Regions from separate parts of the Mus musculus genome. Here regions 1, 2 and 4 are each linked to region 3. The links are chromatin loops, found by intact Hi-C in ENCODE. Cell type or tissue: gastrocnemius. All regions are shown on one strand. Links, peaks and the distances in the headings refer to the core of each region. The heading gives the core; the rest is flanking DNA. Region 1 holds the start of Gm46151 (a long non-coding RNA gene). Region 2 overlaps Ryk (receptor-like tyrosine kinase). Region 3 has its middle 4.2 kb from the start of Amotl2. Region 4 overlaps Anapc13 (anaphase promoting complex subunit 13).

Region 1 (5,520 bases), core at 150-5,149, 66 kb before region 3:
CATTACCAGGAGGAAGAGGCCAACACTCTGAGACTAATTCTTTCCTGAAACCACTCCCTTGCCTAGGGAATCTTTGATCATATCCATCTTCAGAAAGTGGCTTTAGAGCACAGGCTTACAGGCTAGCTGATCTAGACACATGAGTAGCAGAAATGACAGGAATTCTCTAGCAAAATACTAGCACAGGGACATGGTGGCCTCAGGGTATGAAAGAAGACTCTAGAAAGATCCCCCCCCCCTTTCTGGGAGAAGCTTCTATGGTCCTATATCTCCCAGGATTCCACTAAAGTCCTTTCTAGGCCGCGCTCCCCCCACCCCAATGTTCTTCTCTGCTGTAGGTGACTCTAACACACCCATCTGTGCCTCAGCTGTGCCTGGACCTGCCTCTGTCTTAACACACTGTCACCTCCAAGGAATACTGAGATTCTTGGGAATAGGGCCCAAGGTTGGTAAGTAGTTGAGAAATGGTGGTTTTTTTTGAGTCTGACTTAGTCATTATCACATCACGCATCCTCACATCCCACTGAAGCATCGCCCTGGTGTCCGTTTGATGACCCACCAGGACACCCTGAGAAGAGTAGATGGGGATAAAGATGGAGAAGCTTGAGTCAGGGCTGCACTCTCAAACCCAGGGCTTCATGGCCTCTTTCCACCCTGTCACTATGGGTCTCCATGTTGACATGATGGAAAAGACCTATGCCAGCAACTAAAGAGCCCCTTTATCTTCCTGCTTGAAGAGGCGGGGAAAGCAACCACACAAGACAAACTAGCCACCACACTCGACCTTGAACAGAGTCCTCCTATGCCCCCACCCTTTCTAGAAGCTGAAAAGCTGCTCAATGAGAGTTTGGTTCTTGCTCTTTCTCTCGCCTTTCCTGGATCCACCCTCCTGAGCAATGCAAGCTTCAGGCTGTGCTATGTTGCTGGGTTCCTAGGTACGTCAGCAGGTGTGCAGGCAGATAACCATGTCTGTGTTCCTATGTAGATGGTGTTCATCTATTGTTCCTTTCCTCCAAAGAAAGATAGGTCAACAATCTGGGAAAGTGGAAAAGATTTTAAACACATGAAGAAGAAAATGTATTTAATCTCAGCACTCAAACAGAGGCAGGAGGATCTTTGTGAGTTCCAGGCCAACCAAGGCTCCATAAGAACTCATGCTATGGTATGAAGACAAACACAGCAAGGCTCCATTTGTAAGAGGTCAAAGTAGTGAATGGTTGACTTTCTTTCTTCCTTTCTTTCTTCCTTTCTTCCTTTCTTCCTTCCTTCCTTCCTTTCTTTCTTTCTTTCTTTCTTTCTTTCTTTCTTTCTTTCTTTCTTTCTTTCAAGACCGTATTTCTATATAGCCTTGGCTGTCCTGGAACTTGTTCCTGTAGATCAGGCTGGCCTCGAACTTATAGAGATCCGCCTGCATTTGCCTCCTGAGTGTTGGGCTCAAAGGCATGTGCCATCAATTTAAACACAAGCCATGTCTTGCCCCATTGCCCAAAGTCCCTACTGACCAGGAATGTAGGCAGGTCCCTCCATGAGAAGTACGTGAGCCTTGTACATCCCTCTCCCTTAGGCTGAGCATGCACTGCCTAATCCTGGCTTTAGGTTAAGAAAAAAAAAAATCCTTTGCTGACTTCTTTGAGCAGCGTTTAGATATTGGGAGAGTTGCATATTCGTATTACTGTGCTGGTAGCATCCTGGAAGCTAACTCTCAACTTTCAACCCTCCTATCCACACAGCCCTGATATGTGAGTCTGCTCACAGTGCCGAGGGCCACCAAGAAAAGGGACCGACTACATTTCCTTAAGACCTTACGAGAGTCTCAGAAAAGCCACTCTGTGGGCACTGAGTAACTGGGCCAAGGTGAGGCCCGCCACTCACTCATCTAGCCTTGAAAGTACCTACAGGAAGGTGACACACTGGGCGGTGATTCCTCCTGAGAGGATGCCAGGGGTGGGGAATGGGCGGAGGGTACCAGGATATTAGAATAGGTCACAACGGCAAACGTTGGAGCTACAAATGGGAATCACACAGCTTGGAATCTGGAAGCTTCCGGCAGAAGGAAGGCAGTGATCCATGGTCCAATACAAACTACAAATGGAGAGTCCAAGCGAGCAGTGATAGCCCTGGCCACCAGGGGGAGTCCGCACGGACTAGGGCCGGGCTTCTCTGCTGCGCTTGCCTGGCCAAGGAGGGGCGGGGCAGGAGCCTGGGTTGAGATCTGGCCTCTGCCGGAGGAATGCGGCCTTTGGCTCGTCCAAGCATTCCGGCTGGCTCAGGAATGTGAACAGGGTGTTCACTGCGCGCCCTGGATGCACAAGCTGGTCCTCCTCCCTCCGTTGAACACCAGGCAGGACCTGGTCAGACACCCCACTGAGCCTGCAGAACGGAGCCCTGTCCATCCAAGTTAAGGATGAGGCCTTGGGGGTTTAGGGCAGCGGGACCTGGCTCTAGATCCCTGCAGGGAAGTGTTGAGGCCGATTATGGCTTAAGAAAAACCCAAAGCAATATATTTGGACATTTGGAAAATGGCCATGCCGTGGAAGGAGGCATAGGATTTGTCCTTCTGGGCTACCAGCTTCAAGGGATACAGGCTCAGATTCCCCAGAGTTGCACATTTTGGGAGACCTGCTGTGTAAGGCAAAGACTGGGACAGGAGAAAGGAAGGCAGATGACCCAGTGAGGGATTAGAGGCTCTCAGAGCAGCCAAGGTGACTGAATACCCAAGGGTAGGGCTTTAATTCAGTCCACAAATATTTACTAAGTCTCTTCTCTGAGCCAGAGCCTGAGCTCAATTCTGGGGACAGAGAGGTACAAACATCTACTCTCCCCAAGGGACTGGGACCCTGATTGTGGCAGCCTGTGATACACTGTGATATGGGCTGTGTGTGTTTGTGTGTGTGTGTATAGAGATAGATATATAGATATATAGATATACAGATATATAGATAATATATAGATGATATATAGATATATAGATATATAGATATATGAATAACCAAGATTAGGGGGCAAAGATGCAGGAAGAACCCTTAGGAGATCCTGGAGAGTAACCTGAAAGACCAATGGGAGTTAGGGTTCTAGACGAAGGGAAATCTTGCAGATGGAGAGAAAGCACGTGGTGTCGGTGGCCATCAAAGGGCCTGCCAAAATGCTCAGCTGAACTACAGAGAAGATGGAGTGTGCTCTCTGCCAACGCATGGTGTTGACTAGTTAATGGAGCTCTGGCTCTGCGTGAGGACTGGGAGCCAGTACACTGCTTCGGGGGTTTTGATGCCCTTTGAGCATGGCACCCTCACTGGTAGGTGCTTGGCAAGTACTGGCCAGTGTCTTAGGACTTGCCCCATTAAGCAGTTTGGTTTCTGTAAACTGCCTGAGAAAAAGGCAGGCTGGGGGCGGGGCAGGGCGTTTTGTTTGTCACTTCCTGGTTTGGGGTGGTTGTGTTCAGGAGAGGAGACTAGTGTGTGACCAGGTTCTTAGAAAGGTCCCAGAATACACGCAGATGGGGAGTTCTAGAAGGGAAAGGAGCCGGGCTCGGAGGTACAGTATGGAGGATGGTTCATGGGCTAGACACAGGATGCATGAAGCAATGTGCACTGGGGCCAGGAAGGCTGGAGGTGGCAAGGGTCCAGGGAAGGGGTGGGCAGAAGCAGAGGCATAGGCAGAAGGCATCGCTGGGAGGTAGGGACAGAGGAAACCAATGAGGTCAATGCTCTCAGGGATCCAGCTGCAGGGCGGGGCTCTCCCATGCCTACCTGGGGCGGTGAACCTGAGTAAAAGAAGGACTCCAGGGGATTGTGACTTTTGTGTGTCCGGATTTTACTGAGTGATGGAAAAGTCAATGTTTATATTCGACATTCCTTGCGGGACCTCCTCCTAGGAATGCGTGGAGACCTACAATCCTCTGTCCAGAGGAAAAGTTGCAGGCCTTGGAAGGGCGCCTCCAGCATTGTTCCTCTGCAAACACAGGAAGAAGGGTTTCCTCTAGCTTTGTGGCACTCTCGTCGGACCCCTCCCCCAGCCTGGGAGCCCAGGCACAGAGGAGTAGGTGGTCATGGAAAATAAACACCCACCTCTGCTCTCCTGACTTATTTCATGTTCTTAGAATTTCCTCTCTTGGAGTCTGGCTTTGTTATTTTAAGATTCCACATGTCAGCGGGCTGGGGTTGGGAAAATCCCTTACTGTCCAGGCTGTGAAGAGGCAGGTCCACATCGGGAGCCCAGGATGGATGCCCAGGAAGAGAGGTGGCCTGGTTAACGGACCCCAGTCTTCCAGTGGTTCTGAGTCATCCTCTTGGGGGAGGATCTCTGGCTGGGTGTGTGTGCCTCTGCATGAGTGTGTTGCCTTGCCAGTCCCATAGTGGGGACGTGGCAGGGTTTTGGTGCCAACTGTCCAGGGCAGGGCAGTAGTGATGGGTTCATTTCGGGGGAATGATGGGGACGTACAAAAGTGCTTCTAGGTATACCTGGGTATCGCTTACGTTGAGCAGATAGCCCTGGTCTACTAGAGAGGCTGACCCTGCTCACCATAGGGCCCAGGCTGTGGCCTTTTCTAGGTTGTCACTGTGGCTTCTGCTTCTCTCCCTTCTATCCTGATCCCTGATCACTCCTTAGATGTGTGCAAAACTCTGCCCACACAAGGATCTGAATAATGTCTGAGACTTTCTTACACCTGTGTATTTGTTCACCAATCCCACAAATACTATTGGGGTGCCTACCAGGTGCCAAGCAGAGTCCATGGAACTGGGCGCACAGAGCCAAACTGGACAGATTAAAAACAAGCGAGCATCCCAACAGTGTGTGGTAGAGCAGAGAATGTAGAGCTGGTGAAAGCCATGCCCTCTTAGTGCCTTCCCTTCATGACCTTTGCCCTCCATTGGACCACCTTTTCCCCCACGACTTTTACCAAGCCAATCTTAGGTAGATAGCCTTTGTCTGGGTCTTTGTTGAAAGACAAGTGGCCTTCTGAGTGATTAGGGATGGATAAAGTCCAGCCAGATAGGTCTTTGTCTTTCTTCTTTCTTCTTTCTTCTTTCTTCTTTCTTCTTCTTCTTCTTCTTCTTCTTCTTCTTCTTCTTCTTCTTCTTCTTCTTCTTCTTCTTCTTCTTCTTCTTCTTCTTCTCCTTCTCCTTCTCCTCCCTCGCCCTCTCCCTCTCCCTCTCCCTCTCCCTCTCCCTCTCCCTCTCCCTCTCCCTCTCCCCCTCCCCCTCCCCCTCTCCCTCCCCCTCCCCCTCTCCCCTCCCCCTCCCCCTCCCCTTCTCCTTCTTCTCTTCTTCTTCTTCCTCCTCTACTTCCTCCTCCTCCTCTTCTTCATCCTCCTCCTCCTTCTTGTCTCCTTCTCCTCTTCTTCTGTTTTGTTTTGTTTTGTTTTGTTTGGGAGGGGCAAGGTTGAGAAGGTTTCTCTGTGTAGCCCTGTCTGTCCTGAAACTCATTCTGTAAAAAAGGCTGTCCTCAAACTCAGAGATCTGCCTGCCTGCCTCTACCTCCTGAGTGCTAGGATTAAAGGCTTGTGCCACCACTGGTAGAGCT
Region 2 (5,520 bases), core at 405-5,404, 150 kb before region 3:
ATCTACATGAAACACATTCTGTTAAATAAATTCCTTACTTTTGTAGCACATTTTCCTTCGTTTAAAATTTAAAACTGTAAAATTTTTTGAGGAATTCACTGTCAGATTGAGCTGCATTAGAATCATGACTTCAGAGTCGACTTTGCCGGTACAAGAAAGCTCGACCCGAAACACTGTTAAAAGAAACAAGAGAAAACACTTTAGTGTCCTAAAGATTAGGATCAATGCTATACAACATTTTCATCTATTTCTGCTCAAATAAAATAAAGAAGCGCATCTAAATAAGCGGATCAGACAGGAGCTTCCGGAGACCCTGTCACCACCGCTCTGGACACCTGCATTTCCTTCACTGCAGATCCAGAGGACTGAAGCAGAGCACAGGACACAGATGAAGGGATAGTTACTTCCGAGCCTTCCTTGTGACTTTGTTTTTAATATCAGTTTGTTGTCTATGTTCTGCTTTCCAATGCACTGAATCTCAGGAATCACGAGGCAAACTGCTGAGCTTACCAGTCTCCCCAGCAACGGTAACAAAACTACACCACGGAAGGAAAGACTCTGCAGCACCAAATGCACCTGTGTATCGCTCCTAGCAACGTGAAGGGTATGAATGTCAAGAAGGCAGTGCTGACCACACCGTGTGGACTGCGGCCTGCAGGGCAGACATGAGCTACCCGGAATAAAGCATGCCATCATCGAATCCCAAGGAGGGAAAGCCTTTCCTGCTGTCTGGCTAAGAAAATGTAGGGAAACCAAAGCTGCACTGAACTGGGTGCCAGAGAGTTCCTGTTGGGCTTGAAGCCACACCATAACAGATGGCCAAAAATACACGTCAGCACACCACCAATAACAACTATATCCATAGTATGAGCAGACAGGTGCATGACATGTTTAGAAGTACTCCCTGTGGAGAATGTTTATGTCATATGTGTATTTAGTAACCACATTTAAAAACCGTATCAGGGCTGGAGAGATGGCTCAGTGGTTAAGAGCACTGACTGTCCTTCCGGAGGTCCTGAGTTCAATTCCCAACAACCACATGGTGGCTCACAACCATCTGTAATGGGATCCGATGCCCTCTTCTGGTGTGGCTGAAGATAGTAACAGTGTACTCATATACATAAAATAAATGAATCAATAAGTAAATAAATAAATCTTTAAAAAATAAAATAAAATAAAAATTGTACCATTCAAAAGCAGTACCTCTAGGAAATAAAGACATTGTTACTGGGGGAAATTATAATAAACCTATAAACAAAGCTAACATGTTCTTGGCTATGAATTAAAAACAACACTGCCCTTCTAAATAGGATTAGCTTCTAAAGGTATATCTAGGAATGTTAATGACAAAGTCGTAGATTTTAGAACATTTTGCCTTTTTAATTTATGATTCCTTTCTTACAAATTTCAAAGATATTTCACCATCTATGAGTAGTGGATCAGAGACTTTGATATTTCTGAAACTCTTGCTGACCCCCAAAAATTAACTTGCCTCCCAGCTCTGCTTAAAGCCTAGCTGAACTTGTGCCAATAATAATTGTGAATAAAACTGCCAGGAAAAGCCCTACAACATTCTTTAAAAATAAATAGACAATAAAGATGACAATAATAATTACACGTCTACTTCCCCAACCCCTGCCTCCCAACCCCCTGGGACCTTTGAGTTTGTCTGTGGGGCACTCTCTTGATTAATGATTGATGTGGGAGGGCCCGGTACTCAGTGAACTATCCTTGTAGGGATAGGATGGAGGCAGCTGAAAGCAGTATGCTAAGTCCGTCTTTCCTGGCTCACCTGATAAAGTGCGTGGGACCTCCCCTTGAGCAGAAATATTGACCTGGGGCATGCCCATAGCCACAAAGTTGTCTACTTGGAATCCCAGCTTATATTCAACCTGCAAAATGAAGAGAGATAAAACATTATACCCCTGACAACAGAAAAAGACTTCATTAGTAAGTTCATTAACTAAGCAGTATGAGAGCTATTCATGGGTGGAATAAAAATCCACTCCCAAAAAGATTCCAAGAGCAGTCCTTTAATTCTAGCAGTCAGCCGTGAGCAGTAGGTGGATCTCTGTGAGTTTGAGGCCAGTGTGGTTTATATAGTGAGTTCAGGATCAACCTGGGCTACAAAGTGAGACCCCGTCTCAAAAATAAATAAATAAAAATAATAAAACTGAAATCATACTAGGACTTTTCAGCCAGACAGAAATTCAACCTGAAGGCTACTGTCCATTTGGTACCTGGAACTGAACCACCCTTTCCCTTAAAATCAACAGTCTGGAAGGAAGCATTCAATCTCTCAGCTCATCACATCGCCATGGCTGCCACCAAGGGGCGCTAGAGAGCCATCACTAAGGTACCCTGGGCTTCCCAGCACTAAAACCTCAAGAGGATGCACTGACTGTAAGGTATGGCTGTTATCTCTGCACGAGGCCATAGCTTGGGGGGGGGGGGGGGGTGGTGCCTGAGACAGATCAGCATGGGATCTAGAACCAGGAGGCCACGTGACCTGCACAAATGAGCAACTTTTCCAAGCTGATGACACAACAGGCCCGTGACACTGGCTCGGGACCCCGGGGCCTCAGCAGCCTCTCCCACTGTCAAGCTGCACTCCTTTGTGGTCATCAGCCTCCTGCCAACCCCAGGGGTTTGCAGCAAACCCTCCTGAGCTGTCAGCACTGGTGGGATCGGTTTTGTTCCTGATGTGAGGAACCCCACTGGCTGCACAGCCTCTCATACTCTCATCTCCCTCATGATCTCCCTCAGTGTGGCTTTCCCCTCAGGCTCCTCCTCTTCTTGCTCATGTCTACTTTCTAGACCTGAGCACTGGGTCTGCACATGTGGTCAGTATCCCTGTCAGGCTCTAAGGCCCTCTCTAGACGTCCTGCGTGAAATCAGCCCCTCTACTCTGAAGCTCTCTTCTACTCAGTGCATGTCTCGGGCCACTCACATGTCACACACAAGACTCTACACAGGTTTCGAAGGCTGGCTCATTCCGTCTCCTCCCATCTTTCTGTTAACTCTGAAATTCAGTGTTCGTTCTGACATAGCACTCAACTTCTCTATGTCCAAAACAGATACAAAAATACCGTCCATTCCATCCAAGATGCCAGCACTGCCTCTGACCACCCACCTCTGGTCCCTGTAAAAGCAGTTCTTTGTGCTCACTACTCTAAGTCGGACAACATTTATGAGGCATGTTTATGAGCCGAGGGCTGCGCTAGTAGAGGGGGGAAAGCAGTGGTTAATTAAACTACTTCCTTCCTTCCCAGCACAGCCAGGATGCCGGGTTTCATGTTCCCACCGCCTGTGCCCCAGCCTGTGCCCCAGCAGGGACATCACTGACACAGTCATTCTGACACCTTCAGCTGGTTCACTCCTTCTTCTTCACACTTGGATGGCAGTGCCTGCAACCCCATGGCCCTTGGCTCAGCTTGCTGAGGAGATGATACACATGATGACCCCCCAGACCTGTGCTCAATGGCTGCTCCTCTTCAACCTCACCCGTGCTCCTCGCTGGTGCACCACACGCTACCTGCTCGGCTTCTTCACTTCCAGGAAGAACTCTTATTCCTTTCTGCATCAGGCTGACCTATCAGAACATTAACCCTCTGCACTCCAGTCCCAAGGATAAACATTTCAACTTGTCTCTCCCTCTCCTTTTCCTCCAACTACCTACTAGGCATACCCATCTGGTAACCTCAAAGGCTGAAGCTGTAGGGTTACCAGACAGAGTTGAGCTTACCTGATTGCCAAGCTCCTCTCACAGATCAACACAGGCGCCTCACTGGGATACTGTCTGTGGGTTCCTACATACATGGGGGAGCCTCCTCTCATAGGTAGGCAGGCACCCCACTGGGACAGTGTGTGTTCCTAGCTAACAGACATCCTGGAGCCAGGATTTCTCACCTGGGAAGTGAGTTACTTGATCCAGCTCCCCCTCCTGTCTCTGCCTCCTGCCAGGGAATCAAAGACCCCACTTCTATCACATGGGCTCGATGCCTCTCCCCAGACACCCTGCCAGGCCGTCCGTTTCTAGTGCCAGGGCCTGAGCTGTGCTTGAGGCCCACGTCATCTTGCTGACTCTGTCTGTCCATGGCATCAATGCTCTTCCAGAAGCTCCTTACCCCTCAGTGCCCCTCTTGGACATCTGCTCTAACCTTTCGGTCTCCTTTACAAAGTTCTGGCTATAAGCAGAGGAATAGCTGTCCGGGGACCAAAGCCAGGAAAGCAAAGAGAGGGCTCTGACGGCAGAGCTGAGGGAGAGCGGCAAGAGGAGTGGCAGGGCCATCTCAGTCTAAGCACGGGAGAGGGAGAAAGGGAGGAAATGATGTTGCAAGTGGCGGCAAAACAAGGAGCAGAGCACAGGCAGAGGTGGCTGAGGGAAGGACTGAGAGAATCAGCAGTGGCCCAGAGGAACCCACAACAAGAAGCATGGAAGCCTGCCCTTTGCCTAAGACTTCCTTTGGACGGATGAATGAACACGGAAGCATCAGAAGGCAGTTCCCCCCTCACACTGGTGTACTGAGGACAGCTGGGTTTTTTTGTTTTTTGGTTTTTTTTTTTAATGTAGTTTTTGGAGTCAGAGAAGAAAGTGCCAATCACTGGAATACAATTGTCTCTACTTTGGTGTGTACTGATCTGTAAGGAATGCCGTTTGTCAATCACCTTGGAAGAAAGAGATCTATTTAGAAAGTGCACCCCAGCCTTACCCTGCCCCCCACCCCAAAGCAAATCTGTGCAGCAGCTGTTTATCAGAAAATAAATGAGCCAAAATACTTCAGAAAAGTAACTAGAGAAAATATAAATATTTGAATAAGCTAAAAAATCAACATGTTTGGTATTTTTCCTTACTTGGAACGCATGGCTGTGTGAATAGGCAGACGACGAATAAAGCAGTCCCCTTCTGGAACACATCTAAAGTGAATGTGCTCGCCTACAGTCAACGGCCTTTTAATTTCTCTGAAATTGCCAGAACTGCCTTTCTCACAGCTACTTCACTCCACTGGGACACAGCAGGCTGGCCCCCAGAGGCAGCTGCTGGAGCTCTGACAAGCTCCCCGCAGAATCTCCTGGACGGAGACCAAGGGAGTGGGTGGTGGAGTCCTCTGCCACATCCTACTGAGCCTCTGCCTTTTGGCTGTCTAGCATATCTACTGACACTTAGCAGACACAGTTGCAAGTTTCTTCTTGAACACTGGGGAATGTTCTGGAACATACAAGAAACTAATTATCTGTTAAGACCGCCTAGTCGTCTACTCTTGTGAGAGAATCAATACCAGAGTTCTCCTCCCATCTTAAAATACAATTAACACATTCTCAACCACTCAGCGAGGCGCGCGTGACATAGATGTTAAGAAAAGACACACACAGCTCCAGCCGCTGAGGGAACTGAAATCTTTGGCAAGACCAGTCACGTAAACACTGGAGAACTCTACCAGCAAAAGCTCTGATGTGGGAACACTGATGTTAAAATGCCTGCAGTGTTCAAGTGATACACTGGCGAGTCTGGAGATCTCG
Region 3 (5,520 bases), core at 326-5,325:
CCCCTTGCTGCCTTTACAGAGGATGTGCCTTCGATTCCCAGCACCTACCTGGTGGTTCACAGCCATCTGTAACTCCAGTTCCAGAGGATCTGATAGGCAATTCTAAATTATGCTGGTACGAGGCACCTACATGGTGTTTGACCGTACATGCAAGCAAAGCATTCATACATATAAGATAAAACAAAAAGCCTAAAAAGAAAACAAAAAAATGTGTATATGTTTTACTTGAAATCCAAATATTGCATTTTAGATTCTGTTTGTGTCTGACACAGATGAGAAAATAACAAATGTGCCAAGCTAAAGGCTACCTTACAAAGAGAAATTGTGGCTCGCACACACACACCATTGTCCCCGCTGGCTGCGGTAGGAGCCTATGACAAAGACTAGAGAAGGGATTCCCAGGTGCCCTCACTTCATGGGCAGCATTCTTGGAAACCCTTGGTGGAGAGACACCTACTAGGTGCAGGCACATATGCTCTGCATTACAAAATCAGGGGAAAGGCCATATGGCGCAGTCCTGGGATTCACTGACACCTAACAAATGTTTGACTAACAAGCATTCCTGAGATACTCTGAGAAAGGGGCCAGTTTAAGGCAGCTAGAATCCAAAGGTTCAATTTGGGGGGGTGGGCAAGCCTACTTCAGTCCAAAACAAGCCCTGAGTCAGTTTAGGTATGTGGCTCAAAGGGACAGAGTCTGGGGAGGGAGTCTCAGATGGAATTTACACACATTTTTTTTTCTCCTCTTTGCAAGAAGGTCAGGCCTGAGGCCTCAGTGGAATCTGCCTGAGCTGGCAACCACACCTGGCTCTGCAGGGTGCTGGATTGAGACCGTGGCCTTGTCTCAAATGTCCCAGGGGAGCTTAAACACTGGTGGGCCCTGGGGTGGCCAGCCTGCTTGCACATCCATCTTCACTGAGAACAGGGAGAAAGAGACCCAAGTAGGGAGGCAGGTGCTTCCTACCTCACCTCGGTCTCTCTCTCCCTGATTTCTCCCCACCCCCTGCAGGTAACGATTCTTCCCTGATGACTCTGGGACTTGCTGGGTTTGGAAACTTGCCCGGGGATAGCTGCAAAGCTGACCCAGTTCTCAGAGAAAGCCATTGCTTTGGAGAGCTCAGCTCACAGGGGTGTGGCTGCATCCGAGGTGTGTTCTGGGTTTAGCAAATTGTTCAGATGCCCATACCCTCTCCTCCCTCCTCATCCTGATCAGGCAGCTGCACCTCCCAGCCCCCTGCTGGAATGTGAGGGCAGGTCCTCTGCCGAGCCCCCTGCCTTGAGCTACCCAGAAGAGACCTGCTTACTTACTTCCCAAATGGTTGGTTGGTGGGGGGAGGGACTCTGGGGCTCTCGTGGCAACATCAAAGGAAACCAGCTGGTTGTGAAATTCCCCTTCCCAGCTTCCCTTGACACTCTACTTGACAGGTTATGGGAACAGGAAGCCGACTAGTATCCAGGGCCAGAAACAAAACACTAGAAGAGCTGATGATGTAAGTGCCACAGAGATGAAAATACCAACCCTTCTCTGTTCCACTGGTGGAGGAGCCAAGCAAGAGCCTTTGGTGGTTTTTGTTTTGTTTTGTTTTGTTTTGTTTTGTTTTGTTTTTCTGCACACTTTCTGCTCATCCTCAATGGCCCCTACCTCTGCTTTAGATCCCCAGCTTTCCATCACTGTGACCTCCTCTTTTTCTTCCCAGGTCTCAGACCAGCAGGCTCACATAGGGTAGCTGGGAAGGGGCTGTGTCCTCGGGGGTTAAATCCTCAAAAGATGGAGCATTTGTGAATTAAGGCCCCGTGTCTGTGAAGGTATGGAGTGGCTTTTCTACAACCGAAGGGGCTGGACTTTCCGGGCTGCGTGTACTCCTCGAGCCTCTGGCCATCCTCTGTGGGTCTTCAGTCTGGTGATGCTGCAGGAGTGGGGTTATCCATGGCCATGGTAAGGAGAGAGGAGTTTTGCCCATTGCTCCATTTCCTTCCCCGTGTGGGTGTACATGTGGCCAGACCAACCATGAACCTAGTTCCACATGGAAGTCATGGCAAATGGATGTTGGCATAGAAGAAGAAACTGCAGAAGGATGCCCTTTAGTTTATTCTTCTCTAGATAGCTGTCACACGGAGGATGGGGAAGGGAGCCCAGAGCTGCCACCTTCAGGCCCCTGAACTAAGACAGATGAATTTAACCCCTGACACCTCTACTTGCTGTGAAACTAAGAATGGTGGATAATGATTTAGTGGATGAGCCATTGATGTCTGGGAAGACTCTCTAGCCGTGACAAGAAGCTGCATCCAACATGAGGAGTTTCTGGGGTGTCAGTCTTTACAGAAAAGAGCCTCCACTTTTTCCCCTAGAGGAGGAGTGAGGACAGGGCCACTGTGATGGAAGAGTGCCCCCTAGTGTTGGGCATCTCAGCTGTTGGGGTAAGTGCTTGGAGGGTGGGTCTTAAATCTGGGGTAAGGTATTGGTGACAGAGTAGTGTTTGGGACAAGGTTTCATTCAGGGCTAGACATCTCCCAGGTTTTTTTTTTTTAAAGACATTCTCACTGTGTAGCTCCAGCTGGCCTGGAATTTACTACATAGACCCCAATCTGGCCTCGAACTTACAGAGATCCATCTGCTTCTGCCTCTGAGTGCAGGGATTAAATGTGTGACACCATTCCCAGCACCCAGATCTTTTAGAAAACAGATTAATAGCTTCAATTTTGATTTTTGACTTTTTCTCCCTTCTCAGCCTTTCCTGGGTTTTCTGTGGCCTTAGAGGAGCACAGCCTTCAAGACAAAGAGGGTTGACACTTATGAAACACAGCCACTCCCCTGTTCACCCTTCCCGGCATCTATTCTGTCACAGATCTCATTTATTTGTTCAAATATGTCCTGGGCGCCCCCTGAGAGGCACCGTCAGAGCTGAAAGAATCTCCATCTCTGGTGGTCTGCATGTGGGTGGACCCCAGAGGCTCCTGTGTTAAGTATTTGAGCCCCAGTTGGTGGTGCTCTTCGGGCATGTTTAGGAGGTATGGCCTTACTGGAGGAAGTATGTCACTCTAGGCAGGCTTTGAGGTTTCAAAGCTTTGCCACTTCAAAGGCAGGCCTGCTCAGTCTTGGTGGCACACTCCCTGGACACCATAGACAGTGGCTCCAGCCGACAGTATTCTCCTTGAGATCCCCCCTTCATTGTTATTTCAGGGTTCCCCTTAATTTACTTCTCTTTGGTCCTGTGTTTTTTGGACTCTTTGCCTTCATCTTTCTCGGTTTGCTGTCTTGTAGGATCCCTAAAAACAGACTTGCAGAGGGCAAATTTAAAGGCACAGGATTCTGCCTGCATGTATGCTACATGACAGAAGAGGACATTAGATCTCCATCTATGTATAGATGGTTATGAGCCACCATGTGGTTGCTGGGAATTGAACTCAGGACCTCTGGAATAGCAGCTAGTGCTCTTAACCACTGAGCCATCTCTCCAGTCCCCAGGTAGCAAATTTTAAAGAAGCTGTTCTTGATTCAGAGGACCTTTAACCAAACACACACACACACACACACACACACACACACACACACACACAAATCAAAGTTTGTTTGTTTGTTTGTTTATTTAATGTGTATGGTTGTTGTGGTTTGAATAAGAATGGTCCCCACAGGCCGGATGGTGGTGGCGCACGCCTTTAATCCCAGCACTTGGGAGGTAGAGGCAGGCAGATTTCTGAGTTCGAGGCCAGCCTGGTCTACAAAGTGAGTTCCAGGACAGCCAGGGCTATACAGAGAAACCCTGTCTTGAAAAACAAAAAAACAAAACAAAACAAAAAAACCCAAACAAACAAACAAATAAAGAATGGTCCCCACAGACACACATTTGAATGCTTAAGGAGTAGCAATAGAAGGTATGGCCTTGTTGGAGGAAGTGTGACCGGAGAGGTTACTTGGCAGTTAAAGTCATCTTGACTGCTATTCATGAAGACTGGGATTCTATTTCCAGCGCGCACAAGGCAGCTCATTACCATGTGTAACTCCAATTCCAGGAAACCTGGTGCCTTCTTCTGGCCTCTTCTAGTGCCGTGAAGAGACACCGTGACTGTGGCAACAATTACAAACAAAAACATTTAGTTGGGGCTGGCTTGCAGGTTTAGGGTTTTAGTCCATTCTCATCACACTGGGAAGCATGGCGGCACATCGGCTGTTATGATGCTGCAGAAAGAGCTGAGAGTTCTACATCTGGATCTGCAGACAGCATGAGAGAGCCACTGGACCTGGCTTGGGCATTTGAAACCCCAAAGCCAGATGGGTGGTCGTGATGGCAGTGTAGGCGCCCTCCTTTAATCCCAGCACTCGGAGGCAGAAACAGGCAGGTAGGTCTCTGTGAGGTCTAGGCCAGCCTAGTCTACAGAATCAGTTTCAGGAAAGCCAGGGCTACACAGAGAAACAATGTCGCTCTTGAAAAAACAAAACTAAACTAAACCCAAAGCCCACAGGTAGTGATACACTTCCTCCAACAAGGCCATATCTTCAAACATTACTCCCTAAGCATTCAAATGCATGTCTGTGGGGGTCATTCTTATTCAAACCACAACAACCATACATATAAAATAAATAAATAAGAATACTTTTATTTATTTGTGTGTGTGCCATGTGTGTGCTTGTAGAGGCAGAAAGGGGCATTGGATCCCCTGGAGCTGATTCAGGCAGATTGTGAGCTGCTTCATGTGTGCATGTGTGCACTGGCAACTGAATTCAAGTCCTCTCTTCTAGTTCAGCAAGTGTTCTGAATTGCTGAGCCAGCTCTTCTGTCTCCAAGGTATCTTTACCCCAACCCCCATATTTAGAAAGAGTTATTCACTGTCTTCCTCCCATTGCTGCCACGGAGGAAAACAGGATCCTGGCTGCACATCCCTGTGTGTAAACCATTCTCTCCTTCCCTGAAGCTTTTGGGGATTTCTCTACACATCTGGTGCCCTGGCATATGTATGGCATGTCTTCCGGTGCTTTTATCCTTTGCTCTGGTCCTTAAATGGTCCCTTTCATCCCATATTTCATGTCCCTAAGCTCTCTGGGATGGCCTCATACAGGTTCCTCCTCCTCCTCCCCTTCCTCCTCCTCCTCCCTTTCCTCTTCCTCCTCCTCTTCCTCCTCCTCCTCCTCCTCCTCTTCCCCCCTCCTCCTCCTCCTTCCCCCCCCTTCTCTCTCTCTGGCAGGGTCTCATTATATAGCTCTTAGCTGACCTGAAACTCAATATGTAGACTAGGCTAGCTTTGAGCTCACAGATCCTCCTGTCTCCGCCTTGATAGTGACAGGATTATAGATAGGGTCAGTATAGGTACAAGTCGCCACATATGGTTGGCTGTGTTGCTTCCTTTTCTTTTCTGAAAGTTCAGTCATTTGGATGTCAAACCTTCCAAAAAATGATTGCTTAACTTTTAAGTCTTTTTTTCCTGACCTGGTATCTTTCTTTTCTTAGAAGTTTTCTCTCTTTTACTCCAACCTTTCTGTATTTCGCTATCACTTTGAACTTTTAGAATAGTTCTTGTTCGATCC
Region 4 (5,520 bases), core at 287-5,286, 77 kb after region 3:
TGCCATGGGTCCCAATCTGTCCAAACCCATCACCTGCACTGCCCCATTTAACCTGAGACTCGTATGATATAGTAGTGTTGTCAACCTTCGCTTCACAGAGACCTGGGCTTAGCAAGGTAATATCGCCTGTGAGGGGATGCGCAGCTGGAGTGTTGCTTGGCTTTGGGTTTTGAACTCGAGTCCTTTGGTTTCAAGGTCTGTGCATATAGTTACCGTGCATACATTTTATGCATATATAATGTTAGATGAGCAACTATTAAGGGAGACAAATGAGCTGTGAATTTGATATAAAATGTATTGTTTCCACTCGGGAGGCAGAGGCAGGCGGATTTCTGAGTTTGAGGCCAGCCTGGTCTACAGAGTGAGTTCCAGGACAGCCAGGGCTACACAGAGAAACCCTGTCTTGAAAAAACAAAACAAAACAAAACAACAACAACAACAACAACAAAATGTATTATTTCAGAGACTTTGCAAAATGAAAGCAGAGAGGGGAAGAAGTTGAATGCTTCTAGATAAGAAGATAAATGCTAGTATTACAATAAATAAAAGAAGCAAGCGACAGAAAAAAACAAAACAAAACAGGTCACGGAGAGATGGCTGATTGATTGAGGATACAAAGTGAAAAGCCCAGGGGGTAGGGACCAGCCCTATCTGCTTCTGCCATGAGTGCCCTGAACCCAGCCCAAGGCTCAGGTGCCTTGGTGCCCTGTACTTGCACAAGTCCCTGACCTTCCCAGCTCTGGGGTAGCCCGGGTGAGAGCGGGATGGATGGAGGGTAGGTACATCTCCTAAAATCATCACAACCGTGAGACTAGAGTCTGGGAGGAGAGAGGCTGGGAACACCAGAGCCTTGAAAGAAGATGGATCAGACCATGAGGGGTCTCAGTCAAGGGCAAGCTCACTGGCGATTTGGCAGAAAGTCCTCCAGGGCCAGCACGGCTGCCACTTAATGAGTAGCATTTGGAAGGCAGGTGGAGTGGAAGCTGGGGACAGAACTGCCAGAAGAGCCAAGGCAAGACCAGAGTATGGGTGGAGGAAAGTCTTTTTTGCCCTCGGGTGGTGGCATCTCTATAAAGGGGGCCTGAGTCACCAGGGAAGACAGGGATGGGCTTTTACATCACCCTCTCTCATTTCCTCTCCAGTCATTTGGTATTTTTGAGCTCTCCACCCCTTTGTCCCCTTCTCCCGCCCCCAGCAAATCCAGCTAATGAGTGTGCGTGCGTGCATATTTTTCTGCATATGGACGATCAACTCCCAGAACAGCATTAGCTGAAAACAAAGGAAACTGCTACGATTTGGCCAAATTTGAGTCACAAAAATAGTTTTTGCATACGTTTAGCCAACTGAGAAAACAACCCAAAGAAAAATAGGCAGACAGTCTTTATACTACTGACCTACCAGTCATAGGCAGAGGAGTTGAACACTGTCCCCAGCTGTCATCGTGCTTTTCTTACCTTATTTGGGTCAAAGGGTCTACTCTGAGACAGGGCTACAGAAGGTTACATAGTCATTGGCTAAGAGCCTGGAAAAACTGCAGTAAGGACGTGCCCCGGAGTCACATGATTGATTACCTTGCCTCAAGTGCTCTTAGCTGTCCACTCACCTGTCTTGCTGGGCTTACAGAATCTCTGTACCTGCCCCTCACCCCACGGTCAATCAGGCAAGTCTTCCTGAGTTCATTCAGCTACCACCTTGGGAGATCTTGAGAGGACCCCCAAGCCCCCTGTGACAGCAAAGATGCTGGCCCTAGCTCTCCACTCTGCTTCTCTGGGACCTGCCTGCTTTTCTTGTGCTTTAAAGTCTGCTGATATAGAACCTTCAATGCCCACCCTGCCAATGTAGTGACATTTGAGTCACTCTCCAGTCAACATGGAGCGCTCTGACTGATGGCTGCCATGGATTAGCTAGCTACAGTTGGAAGCCATTGCAAGATGAAAACCTGGGTCCTTTTAACAAGCAATTGAAAGACTCAAGATCAGAGGGTGAAGCATTCATCTGAATGAATGCTTCTGAGAGTGCACACTCATGGAACCAGAGCTGGTTGGCTCAGAGGCCGAGGCAGGTTGGGGGTGTCCATCATCTGAGTCCCAGCTGCCCTTCTGGGCCAGCACCTCAGGACTTGCAGCTTCCGTTGGGTTGGTTCACTGAAGGACTACAGGACGGCTTAGGAACCAGACACAAATTTTTAAAAAGGAGTTGAGCGGCCCCTGCTGGTGATAAAGGGGCACTGATGACAAACTGAAAATGAGTGAAACCATGATTTTTTTTCTTTTGGTAGCAATTATCTTATTTTGGTAACTAAACAGTAATATTTACTGTTTTATGTATCTCAGGTCCCCTAATAAGAATGTTGTCAATTCTGTCTCTGTTCTATAAATTAGAAAAACATGAAAAATTTGAGAATTCTGGTGGGATTTTCTAGGGCATTGATGTGGCTTTTGGCAACGACATGGGTTTTGAGCTGTGACAGTCTAGGTTGGAAAGCCCTTACTATTTGAGTGACTTTTATAAGTCTCTTAACTTTTGACAAGCTAACATTAAATTTTAAGCTGTTATCTCCTATTCAAAGGACAATGACATCCAGCTAAAAAGAAAAGGCAGGGCTTGAGCCATGGAAGTGTTCCATCCACCCCAGCTGCCATTGTTGCGATACCATGAAGGGGTGGGTCTAAGATGGGCTTCAGATGATGGGCAGCTCCTGGCCTCTGGATGTTTCTCAGGGACAGAGATTGTATCTGCAGGCCTGTGTCTGGCTCAAGAGAATTCAGTTCTGGGTTATAAGACAAGGCTTACACTGCATGTGAGTCTCTTTAGAACCATACACGTACAATCCAGGGATCTCACTGCAGGGAATACTGTGCAGTGGGTAAGCCTGGACAAGTCCACCAGGAAAAGCTATCTCGACCTCCTCTACTTCCACCTTCGCCTCCACAGTCCAAGCCACCATCATCTTTTTCAGTGTAAAGCTCTTTTGTCTTTTACATTTCCTGTCTTAACTGAAATCCATCTACTGGGGTGACTTGCATTAAAAAACAAATAAACGACGACGACGACAACAACACAACAAAAACAACAAATAAAAGCTGGATGGTGGTGTCTCACACCTTTAATCCTAGCACTTGGGAGGCAGAGGCAGGCGATCTCTGTGAGTTCCAGGGCAGCCTGGTCTGCAGAGTTAGTTCCAGGACAGCCAGGGTTTATACAAAGAAAGTCTTGGAACAAAACAAAACAAAATGAAACAAACAAACAAAAAGCAAACCAAACCAAACAGATCAGGCAGTCCCCAGCTCTGATTAAGTCTTTCGATGACTCGGGAGATGTGGAGAAGCCCCTAGACCACCCAGGTTTCTTGCTGGCAACACCAGTTCCACTTTGAAGCTTTGTGTCATCTCTTGCTCGGTGGTCAACATTCACCCCTCACTGTTTTCCCTGGCCACTTGTATGTCAGGTGTTTGTTCAGAAAGCCAAGGCAGGTACAAGAAATGCCACACTTTCTTTAAAGTGAATGACATCTACTGGAATCTACTATGCTGTACTTCTTGGATGTCCCTTTCCCTGTTTTTTTTTTTTCACCCGTTCTCTGTATACTGGCTGCCAAAGATACACGTCCTCTGGAGTTCTGTGCTTATACTGTCTCGGGGAGACGGCTGGAAGGGAGAGCCAATAACTGACATTTTATAGCAGTACTTCTATCCCCAAGGCTTGATGCCGTGGAGTCTTTAGAAATTCTAAAAATTTATTTTTATGAGTGTCTTGCCTATTATGTATGCATATGCATCTCATGTGTGCAGCCCCCCCAGAGGCCAGAAGAGGGTAAGGAACCCCCTGGAACTGGAGTCACAGACAGGTATGAGCTGGTATGTGGGTGCCAAGAACGAGCAGGAAGTGCTCTTAACCACTTGAGCCATCTTTCCACCGCTGACAAATTTTTGTATAAATATTGTACTGACTACTGGCTTCACAGTGTTTTATATTTGAGGGGGCTCTGAGGTATGAGATGCCATTATTATTCTGAATAAAAGGAGTATTCCATTCACGCAGAGAACCTCTCCAGTGGTGCAAAGGCAATAACCACAGACGGAGAGCAGAGGTGACTAACAGCTAAGCAGGATTACAAGCACACACTACCATGGCACGAAGCCCAATTTTTACTGGAGTTGGGATCAAACTTAGGTCCTGACTAAGCCATCCCCTAATTCTTCAGAGATAACTTTTAAATCTGTACATTTATGCAATGTCTAAAAGTAGCTTGGGAATCTTAAGAATGCCAGTTATCAGAGAGTGGAGTATCTGCTCGGGGCATAGGCACCTACAGGCTAACGTCACTCAGAACACGTCTCAGGCATGGGAATGCGAGTCTGTGGCTCTCTTCATGCCTGGTTTCTGCTGCCTTTCCTGCTTGTATTCTCAACTACTCGTGCCAAAGTAGCTGGGCAGTATTAAACTTTGACAGAAGCAAAACTGGAGCCAAAGGCAAACGTTTAATCGACGGTGTTCAAACGCAAGTGTGTGCATCACCTGCCGCAGGCTTCCAGAGCCGCGGTCTACATTCCTGGGAAGTCTCAGTTTCTCACTCAGAATGTTTTCATGCTGTGCTTTGTTGGTTAAACAAAACAGCAAAACAAAACGAAAACCAAGTGGGCATATGCTTTTGAGTGTTGATTTATTGCTAAAGATCTGCATTTGGCGACAGGAAACATTTTTATCCCCATATGTTTGAAAACTCCGTCCGTGGGAAGGAGCCCGGCATCAGTTTCCAGCGGGTGGGACGTTCTCGTGGAGGCCCTGTAAGGCCAGGTCTGTCCACTTCATCTCCTGTTCTTTCACAGACTCTGTGGTGCCTCCGTTGTCTTGCTCGGGCTCAGGAAGCTCACTCTGGAAGGGAAGCACAGCCGTAACGACCATCAGGAAGTGTCTTTTCTATCCTTGAGATGGGTCTCAGGTAGCCTAGGCTGGCCCCAAATCTTGAACTGTGTTTCTGCGCGGCCGGGGACTGCGCTCAGGGCCCTGCTGAGATACACTAGCACTCTCTCACTGAGCCACACTCTCAGCCGATCACCCCCAAGTCTCTTTCCCATCCTCCTTTGCCTCCCAGGAGCTGGGATTATAGGTGTGGACCTGGTCCTGCAGTTACTTCTGAAAACACAAAGGCATTAGGAAAGAAAGCCTCCGAGGGCCTGGGAACAGCCAGCAAAGCTGATATGATGCTCTAAAGAGAGAGCCTAAACAAACAGATGGATAGAAAATATCAGAGGTCTGTTCAGTGCGGCTTGCTTGGAAGCCTCATGGGAATGCTGGCCCTGTGACTCTGGTTTTCTTATAAAAGGCAGTGGGGCAGGAGGGCTAAGGGCAGAGACTGGAGGCCCAGACAGCCTTCATTTGCTGGCTTATTGGGTTGATGAGGTAATTCAAACCCTTGGGGGCTTTTGTTTCCACTCTCAAAAATTGGAGAAAAAAAAAAAAGAGCTTTTTTTTTCACCCCCATGTCTCTGCCTTGGGGACGGGGAGAGTAAGGACATT

The links. Hi-C counts contacts between places; a loop is a spot of excess contacts. Peaks named below come from ENCODE experiments on the same cell type or tissue, not always from the same donor. Only the 100,000 strongest peaks of a DNase experiment are listed, where the experiment ranks them.
Region 1: a loop joins it to region 3, with 6 times the contacts of the local background. A loop is called at or near these places in 25 of 42 quality-filtered maps.
Region 2: a loop joins it to region 3, with 3 times the contacts of the local background. A loop is called at or near these places in 23 of 42 quality-filtered maps.
Region 4: it touches region 3 in a loop (5-fold over the local background); 22 of 42 quality-filtered maps call a loop at or near these places.

What each region holds. Positions count from the first base shown.
Region 1 is chr9:102,776,397-102,781,916 of GRCm38, reverse strand. It overlaps Gm46151 (a long non-coding RNA gene), which reads left to right and starts at 3,342. Exons shown (of 2, transcript XR_001779358.2): 1 at 3,342-3,531. In gastrocnemius, for the core only: a CTCF peak has its summit at 2,126 (motif pointing right); DNase peaks (open chromatin) are centred at 2,176, 3,248 and 3,604; H3K4me3 peaks cover 1,700 bases; H3K27ac peaks cover 3,661 bases.
Region 2 is chr9:102,863,927-102,869,446 of GRCm38, reverse strand. Ryk (receptor-like tyrosine kinase) reads right to left here. Exons shown (of 15, transcript NM_013649.3): 3 at 1,793-1,892; 4 at 39-173. Among named protein-coding and RNA genes, the nearest start is that of Ryk, 32 kb to the right of the region's middle. In gastrocnemius, for the core only: a CTCF peak has its summit at 2,311 (motif pointing right); DNase peaks (open chromatin) are centred at 2,341, 3,997 and 5,060; H3K27ac peaks cover 2,827 bases.
Region 3 is chr9:102,710,887-102,716,406 of GRCm38, reverse strand. No RefSeq gene overlaps it. Among named protein-coding and RNA genes, the nearest start is that of Amotl2, 4.2 kb to the left of the region's middle. In gastrocnemius, for the core only: a CTCF peak has its summit at 2,395 (motif pointing left); a DNase peak (open chromatin) is centred at 2,377; H3K4me3 peaks cover 430 bases; H3K27ac peaks cover 3,611 bases.
Region 4 is chr9:102,633,369-102,638,888 of GRCm38, reverse strand. It overlaps Anapc13 (anaphase promoting complex subunit 13), which reads right to left. Exons shown (of 3, transcript NM_181394.3): 3 at 4,645-4,875. The coding sequence ends at 4,750. Among named protein-coding and RNA genes, the nearest start is that of Anapc13, 9.8 kb to the right of the region's middle. In gastrocnemius, for the core only: a CTCF peak has its summit at 2,221 (motif pointing left); a DNase peak (open chromatin) is centred at 2,148.